Linked DNA regions of Mus musculus: region 1 is linked to region 2. Evidence: chromatin loops called from intact Hi-C (ENCODE). Cell type or tissue: heart. All regions are shown on one strand. Links, peaks and the distances in the headings refer to the core of each region. The heading gives the core; the rest is flanking DNA. Region 1 overlaps Gm34052 (a long non-coding RNA gene). Region 2 has its middle 210 kb from the start of Gm34052.

What was found. Peaks named below come from ENCODE experiments on the same cell type or tissue, not always from the same donor. Only the 100,000 strongest peaks of a DNase experiment are listed, where the experiment ranks them.
Region 1: it touches region 2 in a loop (2.1-fold over the local background); 2 of 42 quality-filtered maps call a loop at or near these places.

The regions. Positions count from the first base shown.
Region 1 is chr7:39,864,355-39,869,735 of GRCm38, forward strand. Gm34052 (a long non-coding RNA gene) reads left to right here. Exons shown (of 4, transcript XR_391385.2): 2 at 170-266; 3 at 2,846-3,013; 4 at 4,850-5,381. Among named protein-coding and RNA genes, the nearest start is that of Gm34052, 3.5 kb to the left of the region's middle. In heart, for the core only: no CTCF peak of the experiment used is centred there; a DNase peak (open chromatin) is centred at 2,867.
Region 2 is chr7:40,069,494-40,074,874 of GRCm38, forward strand. No RefSeq gene overlaps it. Among named protein-coding and RNA genes, the nearest start is that of Gm34052, 210 kb to the left of the region's middle. In heart, for the core only: a CTCF peak has its summit at 3,184 (motif pointing right); no DNase peak of the experiment used is centred there.

The sequences.
Region 1 (5,381 bases), core at 70-5,069, 210 kb before region 2:
AGGCACTTGATTGATCCACTTAAGCACTTTATAGACAGGTCACAGTGTTAACTTTCAGTTTCTATCTTATTACCTGGGATGTGGGGATATCTTAGCGGGATTGTAAACATTTCATTTGCCTTACTGATTCTTTGAGCGAATGATTGATTTTATAATCCCTTTCATACAGGCAAGGGTTAACAAGATCTTTGGAACTCTGCTTTTCCATGGCATGCAGAAGAATGACCCAAAAGACAGAGTGCCACTGTTCACTCATTTCAGATGGAGTAAGTCCAGTTGATTGCAAACAGATCTCCAATAAAATGCCTCGGGGTAACTGGAAGTGTGTATGGGTATTCTGAGGATCAGCAGTATCTACTTGAAACTGGTTGCTCAGCTCCTGGCACTCATTCAGAGCCAGACCATCCATGACACCCTCATCTTCTTCAGTCCAGTGGGTGGGTCTGCTGAGTCACAATCTGCCCTCTTAGACAAGGGCATCTGTGATGCAATCTCCTTGTGCGGCCACCTAGCTCCCAAGTTTTTCTACTACACATCGCACTTTACTTTGGGAAGTCATCTCTCAGTGCTTGAGGGCTGTTAAAGAAGGGGGCTGGGATCATGGGGTCAGGGTTCACTGCTCTTCCTAAGCCAGGAAGAGAGCCCAGAGAGTAAGCTTGCCAAAATGTTCTCCAGTGCCTAAAGTCCACTCCAGTTTATAGATATCTGATGCTGTAATTCAGAATTTGGCTTTGTGAGCTCTACCTTGTCCTTAGGATAGCTCCTCTCCACCCCATTTAAATTGGCGAATCATTTTTTATTCTCTATAACCTTTTAATCTCACCTGAATCATGGCCTCTCATTTTAATTGTTATGGGGACTTCTTTGTGCTGTAGCCATAAAGTAATTTGGCTGATTTTAAAGAAATTCTCTGGGATTTAGAATCTGAATATCCAAAGATGTCTTTCTTTTTTTTTTTTAATTTCAAGATATGGAGTCGGAACTTTATATATATATATATTAATATACATATATATTTTTATTAGGTATTTTCTTTATTTACATTTCAAATGCTATCCCAAAAGTCCCCCATACCCTCCCCCAACTCCCCTACCCACCCACTCCCCAAAGATGTCTTTTAATGTCTTTTAATTCCGGACCGTTGTTCAATCTCTCAGTGGTCTTTATAATAGTCACCATAGGGCAACTATAGACAGTCCAAAGACCTTCTGTCTTTATTTGCAGTTTCATCTTTACCTTATCTATCTATCTATCTATCTATCTATCTATCTATCTATCTATCTATTATTTCTTATAAGCTTATATACTTGAGGGAAGAAGTTTGTTCCTCAGCTGCCTGGAAGAGCGTCACTGGTCTGAGGCAACCATGCATATTCCTTTCTCCTTGCTAGTGGCAGGTTCAGGAAGGGCATGAAATATGCATTTGGACAATGAGACAAGAGAAGGGATAGTAGTTGGGGGCAGCAGGGACAGATGTCTCCAAAGCTTTATAATGAGAAGGGCATCCTGTCATGGGCAGTGACACAGAGGAGTCTAGAGGACATGATGGCAGGAACAGGGCTGACACAGAGGGCATGTGTTGCATGATCTCATTTATATGAAAAGACAAAAATGTCAGACTCAGAAGCAGAGGGTGGAATCATGCTTGAGGGGTCAGGGCTGGGGGAAAGTTTGGAGGTGTTAATCACAAGGGCTGAACTTTCAGGCATAAACTGAATAAGTATGGGTGACCAGATATAGAATACAGTGACTATTATAGTCTATAACAATGTTTGTAATGTGAGATTTGTCAAAAACAAAAGTAGAGGTCAGGTGTTCTCATTGCTCGCACAGGGCCCTGTGGTCACGCACATACATGTACACACATTTGCACCTTCACACTAAAAACTGAGGCAGTGAATATGCTAATTTGCTTGCTTTTAGTAATAACTTCACAGAAAATATATTCAACCAGACATCAGGTGCACATGGTGATGCATTCCTTTAAGCCAAACACTTGGGAGGCAGAAACAGGCATGTCTCTGTGAGTTCAAGTGCAGCTTGTTTTACAAGGTAAATTCCAGGCCAGCTAGGGCTGCATAGTGAGGCACTTTCTAACAACCACCACAACAACAAAACAACCACCACCACCACCTCCAATAAAAACAAGAACAAAAATTAACCGTGTTGCGTCTAGGTATGACAGTGCATGACTGTAGTCCTAATAAACAGAAGGCTAAGGCGGGAGAATCAAGGACAGCATGAACTGCATGGTAAGAGCTTGTCTCAAAAATCTAATCCAATAAAATCAAACCCACAAAACAACCCCTCCAGACCCAGCCCTTCTCAAATCCCATCAACAAATATCACGTGGTGTACCTTAAATCCAAATTATTTTGGCAATATTCTCCTTTCTGTGTCAGCCTTGCTTCCCTTGCGATCACATCACCGAGCTGCATCCATATTGCTCGCCACGGTGGGATGCCCTTCTCATTGCAAAGTCACAGCAGACACCTCTCTCTGTGCCCTCACTTGCTATTCCTCCTCCTATTTCACTGTCCAAATGCATATTTCATGCCCTTCCTGATCCTGCAAAGAGAAAAGGCTTCACATGATTGCTTCAGACCAGTGACTAAGAAAAAGACTCCATCCTCAAGTAAACAACTTACAGGAGAAAAAAAACAAAAACAAAAACAAAAACAACCCACAAAGCAGTCTTTAGACAAAACTACAAAGCAAGATGGGAAGATAGTCAGGTCCTCTGCACTATAAAAATAAGGGGAAAAAGTTAAAGGTACATGGAGGAAGTAGTTACTTATTAGTCTCTGTACAGTGGGATGTGACATGTCTGGGTTTGCATCAACAGCTATCTTGGACCCAAAGCTGGGGCAGAGGCCAAGAATTACAGAGCAGCAAAGCAGACACGGCCTGAGTCCTGGAAAAGGGTGCTTTGACTCAGAATGACACAATTCTGGAAATCCCCTATTTTATTCTGCTTGCAGCAGAAGATGGAGGCTCCTGTCCCTTGAGCAGGGTGAGTTATATTTTTTGATAATGTACAGTCCAACACACTCTAGGGAGAACACAGCCTTTGTTCATCATAATAAAGATTTGCATTGGATTTAGAAAGTAGTGGAAATAAACATGCATTGTTTTGCTTCCTTCTTTGTATGACTTTATGTGTTACTTTATTTGTGTATGTGAACATGTGCACACATGCCACAGCAAACATGTACAGGTCAGAGGATAATTTGTGGGAGTCAGCTTTCTTTCAACCATGTAGGACCCAGGGATTCAATGCTGGCCACCAGCCTTGGCAGCAAGTACTTTTCCCTGCTGAGCTATCTCAACAGCCCTTTGTTTCTGAGAATGGCTCGGTTCTATACTCGAGGCTGGCTACCAGACAAAATCCTTTTGTCTCAGCTTCCACATGCTGATATTACAATTGGATTCCACTTCACCCAGCTGAATACGAAATGTCTGAGAGAGTATTTAAGATTGGGGAGTAGTCAAAATGTGTGGTTTTTTTTTTTAAGTATTCAAATGGGATTGTACCTGCTTGAGTTCACAGAATAATTAACTATAACATAATCTGTTGATTGGGCGCTGGAGAGATGGTTCAGTGGTTGAAACATTTGGTGTTGTAGAAGATCCCAAAAGCCACACAGTGACTTACAACTGCCTGTAGCTTCAGTTCCAGGGGACTCAACGCCTTCATAAGTACGATGTATGAATGTGAAACACACACACACACACACACACACACACACACACACACACACACACACACACACACACACATACATATATACATACACACATAGCTTCATATATATATGTGATATGTATATATGAAAAACACTCATACACATGCAATAAGAATACATACATTTAAAAAACATTTTTCTTTGTAATGCTAAAACCTCTGTCTGTATTTTATTGATTAAAAGCTTGATCTAAACCAAGAAAAGAGGCCTCAAACTATTGTAAACAAAGATCACATTTTTGAAAAAGCTTAGAAATACACAAAATGACATCTTTGAAGGAGAGTGTTCATGGGCTCTCACTTCTCTGATTGTGGAGAGCTGGAGTGTTGTAGGATCAGAGTCAAATTACCTCATGATAGCTGTAGTTACCTTAGCAACTATGCGTTTGCATTCTCATGACTATTAGGTAAACCCCAAACAGATTCCTGGCTTCCTGAAATAAGAAGTCAAAGAACCTCATCAAATAGCATCTGATGCCTACAGCAGAGGCTTTCCTATTTAGTTTTAGCCTGCCTTCCTGATGTTTCTGCCAATGTATTCTTAAAATACTTCGTTTTATTACTTTATTGTATTCTGTTAATAGAAAATCTTACGAAATGAAATTCCACGTTAAAATGTGGCATTTCAGGCAACCTTAATTCCTGTTCCTTAGGCCATACTTACTAATATTTGACTCCAGAATAATAATAACAAATTAAATAATAAAAATTACTTATGCTATAATAAATTAAATTTAATTAATAACATCTGGCTCCCTGAGTTTTTGCCCTGGCAAGGACAACAGCTGCCATCTAGGTCACATCATGTCACTTTAAGGGAGGGTCATGTGATATAGGTATGTGGCATGGGGCTGATGTCATGACTTTAAAATCTAGTGTTGCTCTAAGTGAGGGCATTAGGCTTTGGAATTGGACAATAGTTGATGGGACAGGAAATCAAACTTAATTTGATTAGTTGGATTTGGACAACCCTCTATTTCTTTCATCTATAAAATGAAATAATAATAACAGCCATGAAAATACAGCGGGAAAGTAGAAAAAGCATCTGAAAGGTGACTTTACTCTGGCAAGCACTCAGTAAATATTAGTCATTTTTTTTTGCAGGGAACTCGGCTTCTTACAAAGAGGTGGCTGCCTGGGAAATCTCCACACTTACTGGGGGAACAGAGAAATCAACTGGCAGACCATCTCCCTTGCTCAGGCACCACGATCTTACTTTAAGGAGGCCAAAGCTCACTTGCGACTTCAGCAATGGATATTTCTTGTAATTTTAGAGAATGTAATGTATTTTTTGCTAAAGGTCTCTGAGGTTATAAATTTCTCCAGCATCCGAGAATACGTATCAGGGTTTTCTCTACTTACTTGGTCCCCTGTGGAAGTCTGCCTATTCCAGGTAGTGAGACAGATAGACCTGCACTTGTCAAGTTCTGATTATTCTGCTGCATAGTACAATACATGGATTATCAGATGAGAGACCCATGTGCAGGAGGTGCAAACGACAGCAGGACCACTGTCTGAACATTTGATGCACCAGTGGGCTTGCCCTAAGCATGCCACATATGCATCTTGGAGACACAGCCATGTAAAACTATGATGAACTCTACTGCATAAATGAACTGGAAGAGACTTGCAGAAG
Region 2 (5,381 bases), core at 135-5,134:
AACTGCAAGTGAGGTTTCTGCTCCCATAAACTTGCCTATTCTATACATTTCACAACAGTGCAATATGTAGTCTTTTGGGTCTGGTTTCTTTCACTTAATGTAAAGTTTTAATGAATTGTAGCAATGCGAGCAATGATTCCTTTTTATGGTTGAAAAGTACTCCAGGGCCCAGGGAAATGTGTTTATTTTCTAAATGTTGTTACTGGACTCTTGGGGTCTCTCTGTAGTCATCAGATGATGCAAGGGAAATTGGGGTCACCTCTTGGGGTTCCTAGTGTCAATAATAAAAAAAGATCTAAGAATGGGTTGAGTATAATTTTATTAGAGTTAAAAAAAATCCGTCAGGGCAGATAATCTATGAACTTGAGCAGGTGCTTACAAGAGAGGAGAAGCGGGGAAAGACAAACCTGGAGGTCAAACATCAAACAATGACAAACAAGCAGGGGCATGACAAAGAAGGGAAGATTAGAAGAGCAAGTGAGTCTGAAATGTCAGAAAACCCCACAGTGTTAGGAAAGGCAGGCTCAGCAAAGAGAGAAAAAGGGAAGATAGAGAAGTTACACTTTTCTGAATAGTTTAGAGGAGTGGGTAGGTGTGCAGCTAGCACACCTGAGGTCTGGTAAGCTGCCCTAGGGGCAGAGAAGTATAATATCACATTCAAGAAATCATTATTCTGCTATATCAGAAGCATATGGCTTAAACTGAGCCATCCTTTCTTGGGTTAGTTCCCTTGGCCAGGAAATTGACCTAGCCTAACTGGAATGTTAGGTCTCCACCAGACCAGAGATTCTAATATTTTGATTAGACAGCATTTTTCTTCCTTAATGACCCTTTATTGATACGTGAAGAAAGAATAGGGAATTCCCTAAGTATCTGTTATTGATTTTCAGTTTATGTCTTTCAGGATCCAAGAGTACATGTCATATAATTCTATTATTTTACACTTCTTCGGATTCTTCTTCTATGGTGCATGCAGTATCTTCATGAGTACACTCCACTCAACTGGACTAAATGTAGTATATTGGTCTGGGAAGGGCTTCAGGAAGTATTGGTTAGGGGAAGGTGGCTGATGCACAGGTATCACAGAAGTCTCCCTGGGGACTCCAGAGGACAGCCACAGCAATAGATCCTGCATGTCTAAGTTGTTTTGGTGTTTTTCTTCATATGTTTTGAAACTCTCTGAGTTAGTGCATTGATTAGGTTTGAAATGCTTTCTTTGAAAGTCAAATATTTCGGCAGAATAGACTTTTGTTTGAAGTCTACGTTGTCACTCACAGCTACTTCAGTTGTGACATCAGAATGGTGATAGTTGTTGCCGTTGTTATTGTTGCTGTTTTAAACGCATCAGAGCGCTGAGGCATATGACTAACCTGAGCCACTCTTACAGAGTTACTGGACTCCTGGCAGAGCTCAGTTAGAGTTAGAGATGAGCTAGAGAAAGTCCAGTGTGGCTGGCATGTGGCTAGAGACTACAAACATGTGAATCTTTGCATCTTTCTGGCTCCTTACACTGTGAGACCAGAAAGCCCTGCTACTAGCCCAGTCATTCCAAAGCAAGAGCAGGGTTGAGACATATCCAAACCTCCACATCTATCCTGAGACTAGCAGGAGTATAACTGCTTCCTCCTTGCTCTGGGTCTGCATGTCCCAGTGCATCTAAGCCTTACACTCTCACTTTCACCACCCCTGAGATAGTCATGTAGCCTGGTGGCCAAATTAAAGGTTAAACGTCCTCTCTCCCTACAAAGATATGTCCAAAAAGCACCTGGAATTCCTTTTCATGCAAATGAAGCATTACCAGCCAATAATGTGCACTCACCCCTAAAACCTCTATCTATTCCCCAAGGTTTATATACGCCTTCTTACCCCCAGTAAAGGGGGGCTGTTTCATTGAAAATTATCTCCAGAGAAGGCTATTCCTCCTGCATTCACAACCTCTGAGATCCTATGAACCCACTCACCCAGATAAGCTTCCTTTCTTAAGTACACCAGTTATGTAACAGTGCATGGATAGCCCAAGGGCAGAAGCAGACCTGGGCTGCACTCTACTAAAGCCAGGACTGCCTCCAGAAGAGTCTTACACTTGAGCTCACTGGTGGAGTCATCCTAAAAAAAAGTGTCTGTCTTAGTTACTGTTCTCTTGCCACAACAAAACACCATGACTAAGGCAATCGATGGAAGACACATTTAACTGAGGGATGACAATTTCAGAGGGTTTTTCCATAATCATCATGGTGGGAACAGCCAGGCTGAGAGCTTAATTCTGATGCAACAGTAGAAGAGAGAGAGACAGAGAGAGAGAGACAGAGAGAGACAGAGAGAGAGACAGAGAGAGACAGAGAGAGAGAGAGAGACAGAGACAGAGACAGAGACAGAGACAGAGACAGAGACAGAGAGCCTGGTACTGGCTTTTAAAGCCTCAAGCCCACCCACAGTAACACATCTCTTTCTACAAGGCCATGCCTTCTAATTCTTCCCAAACAGTTCCATTAACTGGGAACAAAGTATTCAATCTCATGAGCCTACGGTGGCTACTCTCATGTAAACCATTAGAACTACCACAGTCTCTGAAATTCGCAGATCTCTTGTGCTTCCTCCTACTTAGAAGGTAGGGTTTTGAACCCAGTATATGTTCCCATAATCCCTGCTTCTCCTCATAAACAGGTTGATTTGTCCTGTTTTTTTTTTTAACTCAATCCTCTCAGGTGAGAGTTTTTAATCACTTCCCCCTACTCCTCCTACCCCCACACAACACACACACACACACACACACACACACACACACACACACACACACACACACACACACAAACACACAACACACTCTAGAGTAAGGGTTTACTCTACAGAAGAACAGGCAGAGAACCGCAGCAGTATTCAGTGCACTTCTGACGGATGCTGCTCCTTGTCCATTGGTCTGCATTGCAATGTAAATTTCCAAGCTCAGACTTTTGTTTTGTGTTGGTTTTGGTGAACACACTTTGGGGTTTATGACCTGGGGAAGGAGCTTGCAGGGCAGGTGATCTACTTAGCTTCTGTCCTCCCCCAACCCCTCCTCACTGCCCCCCCCCCAAGATGTTTCAATCACCACTCCAGCTCACACAGAACACCCAAATTTGTGAATGCCTGACTCAACCCAACAGGGTCCACTCCTGGGAACAAGTGTTCCTGTCTCCTCTGTCCTCCAGATGGCACCCTTGCCTCAGATACAGTGTCCAGTGTCTACTCTGAGTTCAGCAGTTGCAAAGGGTTAAACATAAGTCAGGAACTGACATATGTGTTCAGTGTTATTGTTGCTGTTATAAGGGAAAGGGTGCTTCCAACCTTCCGCTAGATTGATAGATGGCAGAGTATGACTATTACACCCCAACCCCCAACTCCCCACCCCGAATGGAAGCACCTCAGTGACTGTTCCAGGGCCCAGAAGGCCTGGAGGGTGGCATCTGGAGTAGTTTGAGAGCCATCTTCAAGCACTGAAGGCTTGGTCCACCTCCAGTTCTTACAGAGTTGTCCCCAGACAGATTGTACTTTGTGCAAGTGAGCCTCCTTTGCTCAAAGTGGTCTACAAGGTCCCACTGTGCCTGGTTGGCAGTAGAAGAGCTAAGGGATGGCTTCTCTGATACTCTGATTAAAAACAGACAGACAGGCAAACAGACAGACAGACAGCCATCTTCACACACCAACCTCTTGTTACAAGTTATGGATTTCAGAATATCTGCCCCTCACTCTGAGTGGTTCTTAGGTCATCATTCTTCCTTCTTACAGAAGTAGGGATATGATTTCTGTTCCCTTTTCCAATGTCAGTGAGTTTTCCTAGGGCTGTCAAGGAACTGGATGTCCTTTGCTTTTTCCCACATGCACAAATGCTTTGTTCCTAGGGGAAGAGAGGAGGCAGGCCACTCACCAGTCTGTACTGATGCTCCCTGTCAGTCTACTCCAGGTTTTATGAGAGCTTGCTCGAGCCCCTCTACCTCTTCCCTCACAGTTCCTAGTGTAATTCGTGACAGAAAAGCCAACAAGCATTTGCTCTTCCCTTTTCCCACATTTGTGACACATGGGAGCTTCTCCAGCCACCAGTGCACAGATACCCTCAGCTCAGCTATTCTGGTGGGTTTTACCCATGGCAGTTGGCTATTCTGCTTCCGCAAGCCCATGTCCATGTCTCCTTTCTTTCTCTAGGCACTTATCCCTTCTGAGATTCCAGGGATCTGGTGATGGCAGCTGACAGCTCTTAATAGTTCTGAGAGGAAAATGGAAGCTGTCACAGCACATTTTATAAAAGTATCTATTTCTGTAACCACTACCCACCAAGAAATGCAATTTTTCCAGCACCTTTCACTAGTTAATAATCCCACTGAGATAATCACGACGCCGGCCATCAGTAGTATGACCCTTTGTGCTAGCTACATTTTTGTCATTGTGACAAATCTACAAGAGAACTACTTTGAAGAAGCAAAGATTCGCTGGGGCTTAAAGCTTCCAAAGGTGCAGAGCCTGTGATTAGCTGCCCTACCTTGTTGGGGGCTTGACGTGAGGCAGAAATCAGGGTAGATAGAGTGTCTGATGGAAAAGGCAGTTTGCCTTATGGAAGTCAGCAGGTAGAAATGAAAGATAAAGGACCTGGGATTCACATTTCCTATGCATGCCCCTTACACCCACCCACCCACCAGCCGCTAAATCCCATGTCTAACCTTTCCAGCCCTCCCAATCACACTACCAGATTCGACTAGGGGAATTAACCACATCCCATCAGGGGAATTAATCTATCCCTGAGGCCAGAGCCCTCTGGATACAATCACTTCCCAGAAACCTAAGAGCTGCCAGTCCTGCTCCCAAATGTCCTGGGGGATGGGGGAGGGGACATTTCCTATTTAAACCATAACACCTGCTTTTGGATTTCAAATCAAAATCCACATACCTACCAAATTTTTGTTCTTTTGTTTCTTTTCTATCACATTCTGTGTCTTTGTACACACACACACACACACACACACACACACACACACACACACACACACACACACACGCGCGCGCGCGCGCGCGCGCGCGTGTGCTCTGTTGCCCTGAATATCTCATTATACAAAAACTGTTCAATTCACTGTCTACTTTCCAAAATGATGGAAATTTGAATGTGTGGGGTTTCTTTGCTTTCTTTTTTTTTTCCTGGTGTACACCTATTGCGAACAAAGCTGTTTTCTTGAAATTGTAGTAATGCAAAAAAAGGGATACAGACAGTAAAAACTGAAAATATAAATTGAGTGAATTAGTTTCCTGGTCTGACAGGATTTCAATATTTAAGCTGCAAAGCACCTCTACAAAATTAGCCTTGAGTGGTGTATTTTTGTACTGCAGCATTGGAAAAAAATGAGCATTGGCTTGGG